2 separate regions of the Homo sapiens genome follow, and region 2 is linked to region 1. A link is an interaction called in ENCODE POLR2A ChIA-PET data of the cell type or tissue named here. Cell type or tissue: B cell. All regions are shown on one strand. Each heading gives the region's core, and the rest is flanking DNA. Links, peaks and the distances in the headings are about the cores only. Region 1 has its middle 12 kb from the start of MIR6729. Region 2 overlaps PLOD1 (procollagen-lysine,2-oxoglutarate 5-dioxygenase 1).

Evidence for each region. Peaks named below come from ENCODE experiments on the same cell type or tissue, not always from the same donor. Only the 100,000 strongest peaks of a DNase experiment are listed, where the experiment ranks them.
Region 2: POLR2A ChIA-PET joins it to region 1 with 6 read pairs; 3 of 35 experiments call an interaction of 5 or more read pairs at or near these places.

Annotation. Positions count from the first base shown.
Region 1 is chr1:12,037,176-12,044,527 of GRCh38, reverse strand. No RefSeq gene overlaps it. Among named protein-coding and RNA genes, the nearest start is that of MIR6729, 12 kb to the right of the region's middle. RefSeq lists enhancers at 3,740-3,809, 4,875-5,374 and a cis regulatory region at 5,157-6,279. In B cell, for the core only: no CTCF peak of the experiment used is centred there; DNase peaks (open chromatin) are centred at 3,707, 3,957 and 4,507; H3K4me3 peaks cover 1,261 bases; H3K27ac peaks cover 2,500 bases.
Region 2 is chr1:11,958,105-11,964,436 of GRCh38, reverse strand. It overlaps PLOD1 (procollagen-lysine,2-oxoglutarate 5-dioxygenase 1), which reads right to left. Exons shown (of 19, transcript NM_000302.4): 9 at 5,790-5,921; 10 at 3,670-3,791; 11 at 801-905; 12 at 137-262. Among named protein-coding and RNA genes, the nearest start is that of MFN2, 19 kb to the left of the region's middle. RefSeq lists a silencer at 997-1,198. In B cell, for the core only: no CTCF peak of the experiment used is centred there; no DNase peak of the experiment used is centred there.

The DNA.
Region 1 (7,352 bases), core at 2,577-5,076:
TGACCTCAAGTGATCCACCCACCTCGGCCTCCCAGAGTGCTAGGATTACAGGCATGAGGTACCACGCCCAGTCTGTGTTCATTTCTTAGGGCCACTGTAGTAACTGCTCACAAACGGTATGATTAAAACAATTGAAACTTCTAGCCTCTAGTTCTGGAGACCGGAAGTCCAAGATCAAGGTGTTGGCAGGGTTGCTTCCTTCTGGAAGCTCTGACAGAAAATCTGTCCCTCCTATGCCTCTCCCCTGGCTTCTAGCAGCTGCCTGCCATCCTTCATCAGTCCTCTCTGCCCCTGTCATCATGTTCCCTGCTTGCTTTTTTTTTTTTTTCAGTGAGATAGCGCCTTGCTCTGTTGCCCAGGCTGGAGTGCAGTGGCGTGATCTCGGCTCACTGCAACCTCTGCCACCCGGGTTCAAGTGATTCTCCTGCCTCAGCCTCCCGAGTAGCTGGGATTACAGGCACGCACCACCTGGCTAATTTTTTTTTTTTTTGTATTTTTAGTAGAGACGGGGTTTTACCATGTTGGCCAGGCTGGACTCAAACTCCTGACCTCAGGTGATCCGCCCACCTCAGCCTCCCAAAGTGCTGGGATTACAGGTGTGAGCCACCACTCCTGGCCCATGTTCCCTAATTCTTTGTGTCTCTGTGGTGTGTCCTTTTCTGTATCTTATAAGACACCTATTATTGGATTTAAAGCCCTCCCTAAACCAGGATGCTCTCATTTTGAGATCATTACCCTACCTTTTTTTTTTTTTTTTTTTTCCGATTTCTCAATCTTTTCCCCACCTTTCCCCCCTTTCCATTCCACAAAACCGCCATTGTCATCATGGCCCGTTCTCAATGAGCTGTTGGGTACACCTCCCAGACGGGGTGGTGGCCTGGCAGAGGGGCTCCTCACTTCCCAGTAGGGGCGGCCGGGCAGAGGCGCCCCTCACCTCCCGGACGGGGCGGCTGGCCGGGCGGGGGGCTGACCCCCCACCTCCCTCCCGGACGGGGCGGCTGGCCTGGCTGGGGGCTGACCCCCCCACCTCTCTCCCGGACGGGGTGGCTGCCGGGCGGAGAGGCTCCTCACTTCCCAGACGGGGTGGCTGCCGGGCGGAGGGGCTCCTCACTTCTCAGACGGGGCGGCTGCCGGGTGGAGGGTCTCCTCACTTCTCAGACGGAGCGGCCGGGCAGAGATGCTCCTCACCTCCCAGACGGGGTCGCAGCCGGGCAGAGGCGCTCCTCACATCCCAGCCGGGGCGGCAGGGCAGAGGCGCTCCCCACATCTCAGACGATGGGCGGCCGGGCAGAGACGCTCCTCACTTCCTAGATGGGATGGCGGCCGGGCAGAGACGCTCCTCACTTTCCAGACTGGGCAGCCAGGCAGAGGGGCTCCTCACATCCCAGACGATGGGCGGCCAGGCAGAGACGCTCCTCACTTCCCAGACGGGGTGGCGGCCGGGCAGAGGCTGCAATCTCGGCACTTTGGGAGGCCAAGGCAGGCGGCTGGGAGGTGGAGGTTTTAGCGAGCCGAGATCACGCCACTGCACTCCAGCCTGGGCACCATTGAGCACTGAGTGAACGAGACTCCGTCTGCAATCCCGGCACCTCGGGAGGCCGAGGCTGGCGGATCACTCGCGATTAGGAGCTGGAGACGGGCCCGGCCAACACAGCGAAACCCCGTCTCCACCAAAAAAATACGAAAACCAGTCAGGCGTGGCGGCGCGCGCCTGCAATCGCAGGCACTCGGCAGGCTGAGGCAGGAGAATCAGGCAGGGAGGTTGCAGTGAGCCGAGATGGCAGCAGTACAGTCCAGCTTCGGCTCGGCATCAGAGGGAGACCGTGGGGAGAGGGAGAGGGAGAGGGAGAGGGAGAGGGAGAGGGAGAGGGACTCGCGTCTTAAGAGCCCCATTACCCTACCTTAATTACATCTGCAGAAAGGCTGGGCATGGTGGCTCACGCCTGTAATCCCAGCACTTTGGGAGGCCAAGGCGGGTGGATCACTTAAGGTCAGGAGTTCAAGACTATCCTAGCCAACATGGTGAAACCCTGTCTCTACTGAAAATACAAAAAATTAGCCAGGTATGGTGGTGTGCGTCTGTAGTCCCAGTTGCTCGGGAGGCTGAGGCAGGAGAATCACTTGAACCCGGGAGGCGCAGGTTGCAGTGAGCCGAGAGCGTGCCACTGCGCTCCAGCTTGGGCAACCAAAAACAAACAAACAAAAAACAGAAAGAAAAAAAGAAAAGAAATTTATGTTGCTTAAGCCCTGCAGTCTGTGGTGTTCTGTTATACAGCCCTAGCGGGTGATAGGGTGAGACTATCTCAAAAAAAAAAAAAAAAAAAGAAAAAAATTATATCTGCATAGACCCTTATTCCAAATAAGGTCATATACTCTGAAGTTCTAGGTGGACATATCTTTGGGGGGCCACCTCTGAACCCACATCAGGGACCCAGAGAAGATGCCGGCTCTCCCAAATGTCAGTGTCCTCAGAGTCCTTTGGCAGCTGAGGCCCACAGGGAGGATCAGCACCTGGGAGACCCTTGTCCTTCAGAAGGGCCCAGCCCAGCAAGGCAAGAAGTCCCAAGGAACCCACCCATCCCGGTCAGGAGAACCACAGGAGGGTTTTACGGGGATGGGGAGTCCACGTGGCCAGGCAGGGAGACTGAGGAAAGGTTTGGGCAATCCGGCCTGAAGGCGGGACTTGAGCAGGTCTTACCCTGCAGGAGGAGTGGAATGGAGGTGTGGGTAACTGCCCCCATCCTGCTCTGTTCCCACACCGTGTCCTACAGAGTCCCTAGAGTTCCCAACCAAAGATTCCTGGAAGGGCCTGAGTGGTTTTCAGGCCTCTGACCCTCCCAGGCTTGGAGGCCCGCAGGGCCCTACTCCAGCACAGACACTGGGCCAGCGCCCTGTGTCCATCATTTCATGGAAGAATCACCTGAAACTTCCCCTGCTCCCACTCGGCTCATTCCTTACTGTGTATCTGGCCAGGTGGGGTGGACCCCTCTAGAGACAGGATCCTCATCTGCCAATATGCACACAGGCCCTGGTTTCAAATAATAATGTTGCACATTTATTAGGCCCAGTACTGCACTACGCATTTCATCTCCTGATCATCTAATTTCATCCTCTAAAAACCCCAACGCAGTAGGTAACATTCTTGGTTTTCTGGGTTTTTTTTTTTTGTTGTTGTTGTTTTGTTTTGTTTTGTTTTGTTTTTTGAGACAGGGTCTTGCTCTGTCACCCAGGCTGGAGTGCAGTAGCTCGACCGTGGCTCGCTGCAGCTTCCAACTCCTGGGCTCAAGTGATCCTCCTGCCTCAGCCTCCCAAGTGGCTGGAAACACAGGTTCGTGCCACCACACCTGGCTAATTTTTTAAATTCTTTTGTAGAGACAGGGGTCTCCCTATGTTGCCCAAGCCGGTCTCGAGCTCCTGGGCTCAAGCAATCCACCCACCTTGGCCTCCCAAAGTGTTGGCATTATAGGTGTGAGCCACGGTGCCTGGCCCAGTAGGTAGCATTCTAATCCCCATTCTACAGATGAGGAAACTGAGGCTCAGAGAAGCCCACTGACTTGTGCAGGAGCAGCAGCCAACACTGACCCCCAGGCTGAGGCTCCAGGTCCAGTGTTCTGCAACACACAGCTGGCACCTGGGGCTGCTTCCTCTCCTGGGTGAGCCTAAGTAGCAAATGTAAGAAGTTATGTTTGCTCATTTCTGCTTGAGTGGATTCACAAGCCGCTGGCTCTGTGACAATGGGCAGCTCTCTGGAGGGATGCTTTGAAGACAAAACAGAATAGAGCCCCATGTCTCTTGCGTGAGTCACTATATTCCTTGAAAGATAAATGGCCCCAGACTTGCTTTTTCCTACACATAAGATACCATCTGGTGGGGTTAGTGATTCTGCCTCCACAATCGATTCAGCAGATGTGCTTTAGTCATCTATAGCCAGATGTACTCTATACCCAAACCTCGATGTGATTTTGTACATATTACAGCTTCACCACCTGTACATAAACTGTGAACTGAAACTGCCAGAGCAGCTGATAGAACCCCTCCACAGGGCTGCTCTCAGGCAATAGGCTCGGTCTATAGTCCTGGTAAAACTTCTGAATAAAAAGAACTCTAAAGTTTTTGTTTTTTGTTTTTGAGACGGAGTTTCACTCTTGTTGCCCAGGCTGGAATGCAATGGTGTGATCTCAGCTCACTGCAACCTCTGCCTCCCGGGTTCAAGCGATTCTCCTCCCGCAGCCTCCCGAGTAGCTGACATTACAGGCATGTGCCACCACGCCCGGCTAATTTTGTATTTTTAGTAGAGACTGGGTTTCTCAATGTTGGTCAGACTGGTCTCGAACTCCTGACCTCAAGTGATCTGCCCACCTTGGCCTCCCAAAGTGCTGGGATTACAGGCTTGAGCCACCACGCCCGGCATTTTTATTTATTTATTTATTTTTAGACATGGTCTCACTCTGTTGCTCAGGCTGGAGTGCAGTGTTGTGATCACCACGCACTGCAGTCTCAGACTTCCCCGGGCTCAGGTGATCCTCCCACCTCAGCCTACCAAGTAGCTGGGAACCACAGATGTATGTCACCATGCCTGGCTAATTTTTTGTATTTTCAGTAGAGATGGGGTTTCATCTCTACATGTTGCCCAGGCTGCTCTTAAACTCCTGGGCTCGGGCAATCCACTGGCTTCAGCCTCCCAAATTACTGGGATTACAAGTGTGAGCTACCACACCCAGCCCGAACTCTAATTCTTCAGCTTTTTATTTTCTTTAGTTGACACCTGGCAAACTTCCACCATGGGAGTCAGGGGGTGTTTGTCAGAATTTGCTGGGAATGGGATGGGGGGCAGCTAGTTCTCCCTCGAGGCTGGGGTGTTCTGTAACCCTCAATCCTGGTGGACAGGAAGGGTTCCCCCACCAAATCTGAGGCCTGGGGAATTCTCAAAGCCCTCCCTCTCCCCTTCTCCACTGGCTGAGATGTCATGAGTCCTGGCTGGCCAAGAAAGGCTTCCTTGCCTCGGGAGCTGGAGGCCCAGGACACCTGGGTGCCTCTGGTATCCCATCAACAATGGTGGGGGATAGAGGAGGCAGGGCTGGGGGAAGCAGAGGGGTTTCTGCTGAGTTTCAGAGGCTGTGTTGCCAACTCTTAGCCACAGATAAAGAGGGCCAAAGAGAGTGTGGTCAGAGCTCAGCATGGTGATGGCATGACAGGGGATGTCCCCAAAGGCCACCCAAACCATCATCAGGCACTCTTATGCCACCCCAACTGATCACATCACGATCCTGTGGGCCCAGCTTCCTCTCAAAACTTCCTGCAAGGCTTCAGCCATCCACCCTCACAGCCTCAGCACTGGCCCCAGGGAGGGTCCTGCCCACCCACATCCCTCCTCCCTCCCTGTCCTCAGAGCCTCCATGCTAATGAAACTGGCAAGAAGGCTGCTGCCGGCATCTGCTCCCAGCAACAGCCCTTCCAGGAGCTGGGGGTGAAGGCCACTGGATCAAAGGACTCCATGCCCTGCTTCCATTCTCTCTTATCGTCCTGGGGAAGGCATGAGCTGGAGCAAACTCAGGGGGCAGGTTCCATTCCAGGCAACAGGATGGCATCAATCTTATGATGGAAGAGCTGATGACAGTCTTATCATTTCTCATAGCTCCCCTCCCCGTCAGACCACGTGCCCGGGTCTCTGCAGGTCGGATCTGGTTCACCTCTTCTTGGAGTTATCGCCCGTGTACAGATGACAAAACTGAGCTACATACAGAAAGGCTAAGTGACACGGCCGCCGTCACGCAGTCAGTGGGTGGCAATACCGAGGGCGGGTGTTCGGAGCTACACTCTATGTCCTCCCACAGATTGGGCTGAAAAGTTCAGCAAACCTACAGCCAAGTCTACATTGAGCCAGTGTGCATTCTCAGAACATCTGAATGCCACTTTCCAAAGGCAGAGGGGGGAAATCCAGCTGTGTGTGTGTTTCTGGGCCATGCACGCTTCACCTCATGATGAAGTGGGAGTGGAAGGGTCACCCAACCCCTCCAGGGAGAATTCCCCTTTGCAGCCTCCCTCTCAGAGGGTGGCAATCAGTAGCCAACAGGTCCTTGTCTTGCCTGGGAGGTTAAAAGTGGCCTGAGGGAGGGAAGGTGGGGTTATTTCCATACACTTCCATCTGCACGCCAAGGGACTGGGCCCTGCAGCTGCCAATGGATGGCGGACGTAGAGTTTCCCAGATGAAGATGTTTCAGCTGTCCCCAGCCGCTCCCTACCATCCACCCTAGGGTCCTAGACTCCCCTGGGAGACTGGTGCTGAGCCGAGACCCCACAATCTGCCTGAGGCCTAGGGCAACAGATGTGCAGAAACCAGCGCAAGCTAGAACAGCAGCAGCTCAGCCCCAGTGCTAGAATCCCAGGAAACAGGAACCTCGGGTCTCAGGGCTGCCAGGTCTACCTTCCCAAGACCTGGGAGCTCATTTACTCCCTCGTTCATTCAACATTTATTTATTGAACGTCTATCATATGCCGCATGCTGTACTAGGCCCTGGGGATAGCGCCAAGGACAGGACAGGCTTGGTTCCTGCTCTCAAGGAGCTTACAGTCAAGTGTCACAAAGTCTACAATGGGGATGCTGCAGAACCCAACTCCAGGAGCCTTGGCCAGTTCGGTCGGCTCAGGGAAGGGCTCTGAGGAATTGAAATAGAAGCTGAGGACTGAGTAGGAGTTCATTGGGTGGAAGAGAGCTTTGGGCAGAGGCAATGGAGTAGATAAAGACCCAGAGGCCAGGGGGAGCCTGCCGGTTTAAGACCCAGAAAAAAGCTTCAGCAGAGCTGGAGCCTCGCCTGGGAGGGGTGTGGGAGGTGTGAGACGTGGGTCAGGGAAGCGTGGTCGGGCTGCTCTGGTTTTCTTCCCAGCACTTCCCACCACCTGACACATTTTCTGTTTACTGGCTTATTTCAGACTGCAGCCCCCCCACCCAGCAGCAGGGAAGCTCCAGGGGGCAGGCTCCTGTGGCTGTGGGTGCTAGTGTTGTCTGCTTCACTGCCGCATCTGCAGAGCCTAGAACAGTGCCTAGCACACAGGAGGAGTCGAACACGTGGCTGGTGAATGAATGAGTGAGTGGGGGAATGGTGGAGGCATTACAGACCATATCAAGGAGTTGGGTTCCAGTTGGAGAGCATTCATCAGCTCTACACATTTTTTTTTTCTTTTTTTTTTTTCTGAGACAGAGTCTCACTCTGTCGCCCAGGCTGGAGTGCAGTGGTGCGATCTCGGCTCCCTGCAAGCTCCACCCCCCAGGTTCAAGCGATTCTCCTGCCTCAGCCTCCCGAATGGCTGGGACTACAGGCACACGCCACCACACCCAGCTAATTTTTGTATTT
Region 2 (6,332 bases), core at 268-2,767, 78 kb after region 1:
TGAAGTCTTCCTTGCTTCAGGTTCAACAGGAATTTGAGGGTAACAAGAACAGGAATAATAGGGAGGGAGCCCCACAAGCCCAGGCAGAAGCCAGATGAAGGTGTCCCCCACCCACCCCCACCCTGCAGGTACTCACACACGCCGCCCCTGCACAATGTCCACGTAGTCCTCGGAACGGGCATAGTAGCCATCTGCACTGAGAGCCCCCCAGAAGTTCGACCACAGCCTCCCATGCCGGGTCATCAGCGGGGCAATGACGTTCCTGAGGGAAGGGAGCACCTCAGTAGGAGGTCGCTGCCCACTGGGAGTAGGAGACAGCACTAACCAGGGATGGGGGGAGGTAGGTGCCCCTCAACCTGCACGCAGGGATCCCCAAGCACCTCACTGAGACAGGCAGTGCCTTGGCCGGGGTGTCGGGGGTTTGGCTCTTCTGGTACCTGCTCCCTCCCATGGGGCAGCCAGGAGCAGACAGGGCAGGACACCTTCTCTATCAGAACCTGGGGTATCAGGCTGGGGATCCACAGCTCTGGGTAATAGGTGAGGCCAAGGAGGAGGAGGAAGAGGAGGAGGAGAAAGAGGATGAGGAAGACGAGGAGGAGGAGGAAAAAGGAGGAAGAGGAGGAAGAGGAAGAGGAGGAGGAAGACAAGGAGGAAGACGAGGAGGAGAAAGAGGAGCAGGAGAAGGAAAAAGAGGAGGAAGAGGAGGTGGATGAGGAGGAGGAGGAGGAAGGCAAGGAGGGCTGCCACCCCAGGACCAGGCCAGTCCTGAGCAGTGCTGGGTGCAGACGGAGCAGCCTCACTTGTTCTGTTGGATCAGCAGCCGCAGGCTGTTGGGCTCGGTCAGGGCCACGTCAGCATCCACGCTGAAGTAGTAGGTGCAGCTGCGGTCCTGCCGGCACAGGTCTCTGCAAGGAGGAGGACACAGGGTCAGTGCACCTGATCCTGGAGCTACTGGTGGCTGCTCACATCTGTGACCACAGTCTGGCTTCACCACATATCAGCCAAGGGGCTTTAGAGAGGTCACACCAGCAGCCTCAAAGGTTCCTCCCGACTCTGAGTCCCAAACCCCTGGACTGCTGGGCTCTCTCACCCAAGGCCCAGAGGTTGGCAACTGGTATCAAGTGCCCTGAAAATCCTGGTACTGGGAAGAACACAGCCCACAGGTGCCTACATGGCCCAGGGTGGGGAGTAAGCTGGGGCTGCCTTTCTGAAATGCAATTTGGTAACTTGTACCAAAAGCCTTAAAAATCTGTGTTACTTTTGTTTATCTGGTACAGGACTCAGCAAACGAGGGTCTGTGAGTCAAACTCTGGCCCTGCCTGGTTTTGTACAGCTCATGGGCTAAGAACAGCTTTATGTTTTTCTTTTTTTTATTTTTATTTTATTTTATTTTTTTGAGAACGAGTCTCACTCTGTTGCCCAGGCTGGAATGCAATGGCACAATCTCAGCTCACTGCAACCTCCACCTCCCGGGTTCAAGCGATTCTCCTGCCTCTGCCTCCCAAGTAGCTGGGATTAGAGGCGTGCACCACCATGCCAGGCTAATTTTTGTATTTTTAGTAGAGACAGGGTTTTACCATGTTGGCCAGGCTGGTCTCGAACTCCTGACTTCAGGTGATCTGCCCGCCTCGGCCTCCCAAAGTGCTGGGATTACAGATGCGAGCCACTGCACCCGGCCTTTTTTCCTTTTTTAGAGATGGGGGTCTCACTGTGTCAGCCAAGCTGGAATGCACAATCATAGCTCACTGCAGCCTCAACTTCCCCAGCTCAAGCAATCCTTGGCCTCCCAAAGTGCTGGGATTACAGCCACTGCACTTGGCTGATTTTATGTTTTTAAGTTGTTTCAAGAAAAAAACAAATCGGCAGGGCGTGGTGGCTCACGCCTGTAATCCCAGCACTTTGGGAGGCTGAGGTGGATGGATCACGAGGTCAGGAGATCGAGACCATCCTGGCTAACACGGTGAAACCCCGTCTCTACTAAAAATACAAAAAATTAGCCGGGCATGGTGGTGGGCACCTGTAGTCACAGCTACTCGGGAGGCTAAGACAGGAGAATGGCGTGAACGTGGGAGGCAGAGCTTGCAGTGAGCCAATATTGCACCATTGCACTCCAGCCTGGGTGACAGAGCGAGACTCCATCTCAAAAAAAAAAAAAAAAAAAAGAAAACAAAAATCAAAAGAAGATGTAAAAATTATGTGAAGGTCATCACCAGGTGCAGTGGCTCATGCCTGTAATCCCAGCACTCTGGGAGGCTGAGACGGGAGGATAACTTCAAGCCAGGAGTTTGAGACCAGCCTGGGCAACATAGCAAGATCCTGTCTCTACAAAAAATAAAAATAAATAAATTAACCAGGCGCAGTGGCTCACACCTGTAATCCCAGCACTTAGGGAGGCCAAGGCGGGCGGATCACTTGAGTTCGGGAGCTTGAGACAGGCCTGGAAAACATGGTGAAACCTCGTCTCTACTAAAAATACAAAAATTAGCCAGGTGTGGTGGCAAGCACCTGTAATCCCATCTACTTGAGAGGCTGAGGCAAGAGAATGGCTTGAACCTGGGACGGGGAGGTTGCAGTGAGCCGAGATCGCGCCACTGCGCTCCAGCCTGAGTGACGGAGTGAGACTCAGTCTCTAAATAAATAAATAAATAAATATTTAAAAATTAACTGGATGTGATGGCACATGCCTGTAGTCCCAGCTTCTTGGGGGGCTGAGGCAGGAGGATCACTTGAACCCAGGGGTTTGAGGCTACAGTAAGCTATGATCCTGCCACTGCACTCCAGCCTGGATGACAAGAGTGACACCAAGTCTCAAAAAGAAAAAAAAATAAATGACATGAAAGTCAAATTTCAGTGTCCATAAATGAAATTTTGCTGGAATGCAGCCTCTGTGCTACTAGGGCAGAGCTGAGGGTTGTCACAGAGCCGGCAGAGCCAATTTGCAAAGATTTATGATCTAATCCTTAGCAGGAAGTTTGCCAACCTTTGATCTGGACTGTCTGACTCTTCTACAAGCAACACAAATTACTTCTTTCTTTGTTTTTGTTTTGCTTTATGAGACAAGGTCTCGCTCTGTTTCCCAGGCTGGAACACAGTGGTGCAATCATAGCTCATGCAACCTCGACTTCCCGGGCTCAAGAGGTCCTCCTGCCTCAGCTTCTTCAGTAGCTGGGACCCCAGGTTCAAGCCACCACACTTGGCTATTTTTTTTTAATTTTTGAAGAGATAGGGTCTCGCTATGTTGCCCAGGCTGCTCTTGAACTCCTGGCCTCAAGCAATCCTTCAACTTTGGCCTCTCAAAGTGCAGGGATTACAGGCATGAGCCACTGCTCTCGGCCTTTTTTTTTTATATATAATAAAGTAAAACATTCAAGGTTGGCTCCCTAATAGTCAGCCTTTGTCTACTTTTGCCCCCAGTCCTTCCTCTTTCTCTGATTTGCTTCCTGAACCCAAATAACATGGCTCAGCCCTGCCCAGGAGCCCCGGGGGTTGGCAGGACAGAGGCTATTTCCCCTTTTGACAGATGGAAACTCCAAGGCCCAGAAAGGGGCAGGAACTTGCTAGAGCACACACAGCCTTCTGAACTCCTGTCACTCAGCCTGCTGCTCCTTACCACAGCCACAGCTCCCCTGCCCCCACTGTCAGTGGAGAGTACTGTGGCCCACAACTCACGCGCCCATGTTCCTGGCATCTGCATTCGCCATCCGCACCTCAGGGCCCACCAGCTTCACAGACTGGTACTCGCTGCCATGCTGTGCCAGGAACTCTTCCACCTGAGCCTTGTGGTGCTGCTCCTGGGGTTGGGGATGGGGAAGGGGATGCGGGGGTGAGGAGGAGGACACAGCTTCCACCCAGGGACTGTAGCACCTCCTGTCACTGCCAGGCTGTGCCCCTTCATCTCTGGCACCCCGGCCATCTGCTTTCCTGTCTCCAGACCTTTGCCCATGCCAGCCCTGTGCCAGGAACACCCTTCCCTGGCCATCCTTTGCCCATTCTCCTCTGACCAGGTCAGGCCTCCTAAGAGCCTCTGTCATCAGGATAGAGCTCCGCCACCACGCTCAGGATCCCACATCCAGAGACATTGTTGATTCCTGGGTGTGGCCCAGAGATCCACTTTGTTACAAAATGTGCCAGGTGATCCTCAACTTCGCTTTGAAAAACAACAGTCCAGGCCAGGCACAGTGGCTCACGCCTGTATTCGCAGCACTTTGGGAGGCCGAGGCGGGTAGATCACCAGGTCAGGAGTTCAAGACTAGCCTGGCCAAGATGGTGAAACCACGTCTCTACTAAAAATACAAAAATTAGCCGGGCATGGTGGCAGGCACTTGTAATTCCAGGTACTCGGGAGGAGGCTGAGGCAGAGAACTGCTTGAACCCGGGAGGCGGAGGTTGCAGAGGCAGAGAACTGCTTGAACTTGGGAGGCGGAGGTTGCAGTGAGCCAAGATCGCACCATTGCACTCTAGCCTGGGAGACACAGCAAGACTCCATCTCAAAAAAAAAAAAAAAAGGAAAAACAACCATCCAGCTGGGTGCGGTGGCTCATGGCTGTAATCGCAGCACTTTGGCAGGCGGAGGCAGGCAGATCACGAGGTCAGGAGATCGAGACCATCCTGGCCAACATAGTGAAACCCTATCTCTACTAAAATACAAAAAATTAGCCAGGCACGGTGGCAGGCGCCTGTAATCCCAGCTACTCGGGAGGCTGAGGCAGGAGAATGGCTTGAACCTGGGAGGCAGAGGTTGCACTGAGCTGAGATCACGCCATTGCACTCCAGCCTGGGCAACAGAGCAAGACTCCGTCTCAAAAAAAAAAAAAAAAATACAAAAAATTAGCCAGTTGTGATGGCGCATGCCTGTAGTCTCAGTTACTTGGGAGGCTGAGGCAGGAGAATCGCTTGAACCCAAGAGGCAGAGGTTGCAGTGAGCCGAGATCGTGCCACTGCACTCCAGCCTGGGTGACACAGCGAGACTCTGTCTCAAAAAAAAAAAAAAAGAAAAGAAAACCAATTTGACTGCCACCAGGTACAATTAGGAAGGTAGGAAGGATTAACAGTGACAGGGATGGAAGTGAAGATGACAACAGTTAGAAGCAACTAGATGCGTCCTGTGCACCAGGCACCTTTTACGAACTTCGCATGTCAGCTTGCTTAGCCCTTGCAGCAATTCTGTGTGATTGCACAATTATTATCCCTATTTTATTTTATTTATTTATTTATTTATTTTTATTTTTTTTGAGACGGAGTTTTGCTCTTGTTGTCCAGGCTGGAGTGCAATGGCGCAATCTCGGCTCACTGCAACCTCTGCCTCCCAGGTTCAAGCGATTCTCCTGCCTCAGCCTCCTGAGTAGCTGGGATTACAGGCATCTGCCACCACACCCAGCTTAATTTTGTATTTTTAGTAGAGGCAGGGTTTCACCATGTTGGTCAGGCTAGTCTCGAACTCCCGACCTCAGATAATCTGCCCACCTGGGCCTCCCAAAGTGCTGGGATTACAGGCATGAGCCACCGCGCCCGACTTTTATGCCTATTTTATAGATGAGAAACTAAAGCACAGAGAGGTTGAGTAATGTGCCCAAGGTCACACAGCCAATAAAATAGCGGCGCTGGGATTCAAACTCACCCAGTCTGACTCCAAAGTTAACTCAGTGATTTGGGGACACAGTCCACTGGTGATTGTCATTTGGCCCAGATAAGCTAGATTCGGTGAGACCCTCAGAGGTCTCGGGCTACCTTGTGAAGCTGGGCCCTGGATCTAAGCCACATGACGACCCCACAGAGCGCCTGTTACTCACGTGGTTGTGGATGAAAAGTCGCATGTGTTTCTGGGGGTAGTGGAGCCGCAGGAGCCGCTGGAAGAACAGGGACACAAACGGCGTGGGCTGTTCGATGAACACGCCGACCAGGACCGTGGGCAGAGCTTCATCCTGCACCAGGGAGGGCGGCACAAGAGTCCAGCAGTGTCCAGTCACAGCACTGCCACTCCACCCCAGGGTGGCCCAAGGGAGTCAGAGCCAGAATCAGAAGCATGTAGACTTCCCAAGAAAGGTGCCCGGGCCGGGGAACTCCAGTCAGGGGGTACGGGGGGGCAGGGAAGCAGCAGGAGGGTGCCCCGGGGAGAGAGCAGCAGGAGCCCAGGCCTGGAACAAGGACTCGGTTGAGGGCCTGCTGTCAGGAGATCGTGGCTGGCGTGGTGTTCGAGGTGAGTCATAAATGAGGATGAGGTTCATGGGATGGGGAGGGGGCTGCAGGAGAGCCTGAAGGACCAGGCAGAAGAAACCAGAACCTGGACATCTCGGGGGAAGCTAGAGACATGCAATCTGAGAGGGCTTCCAGGA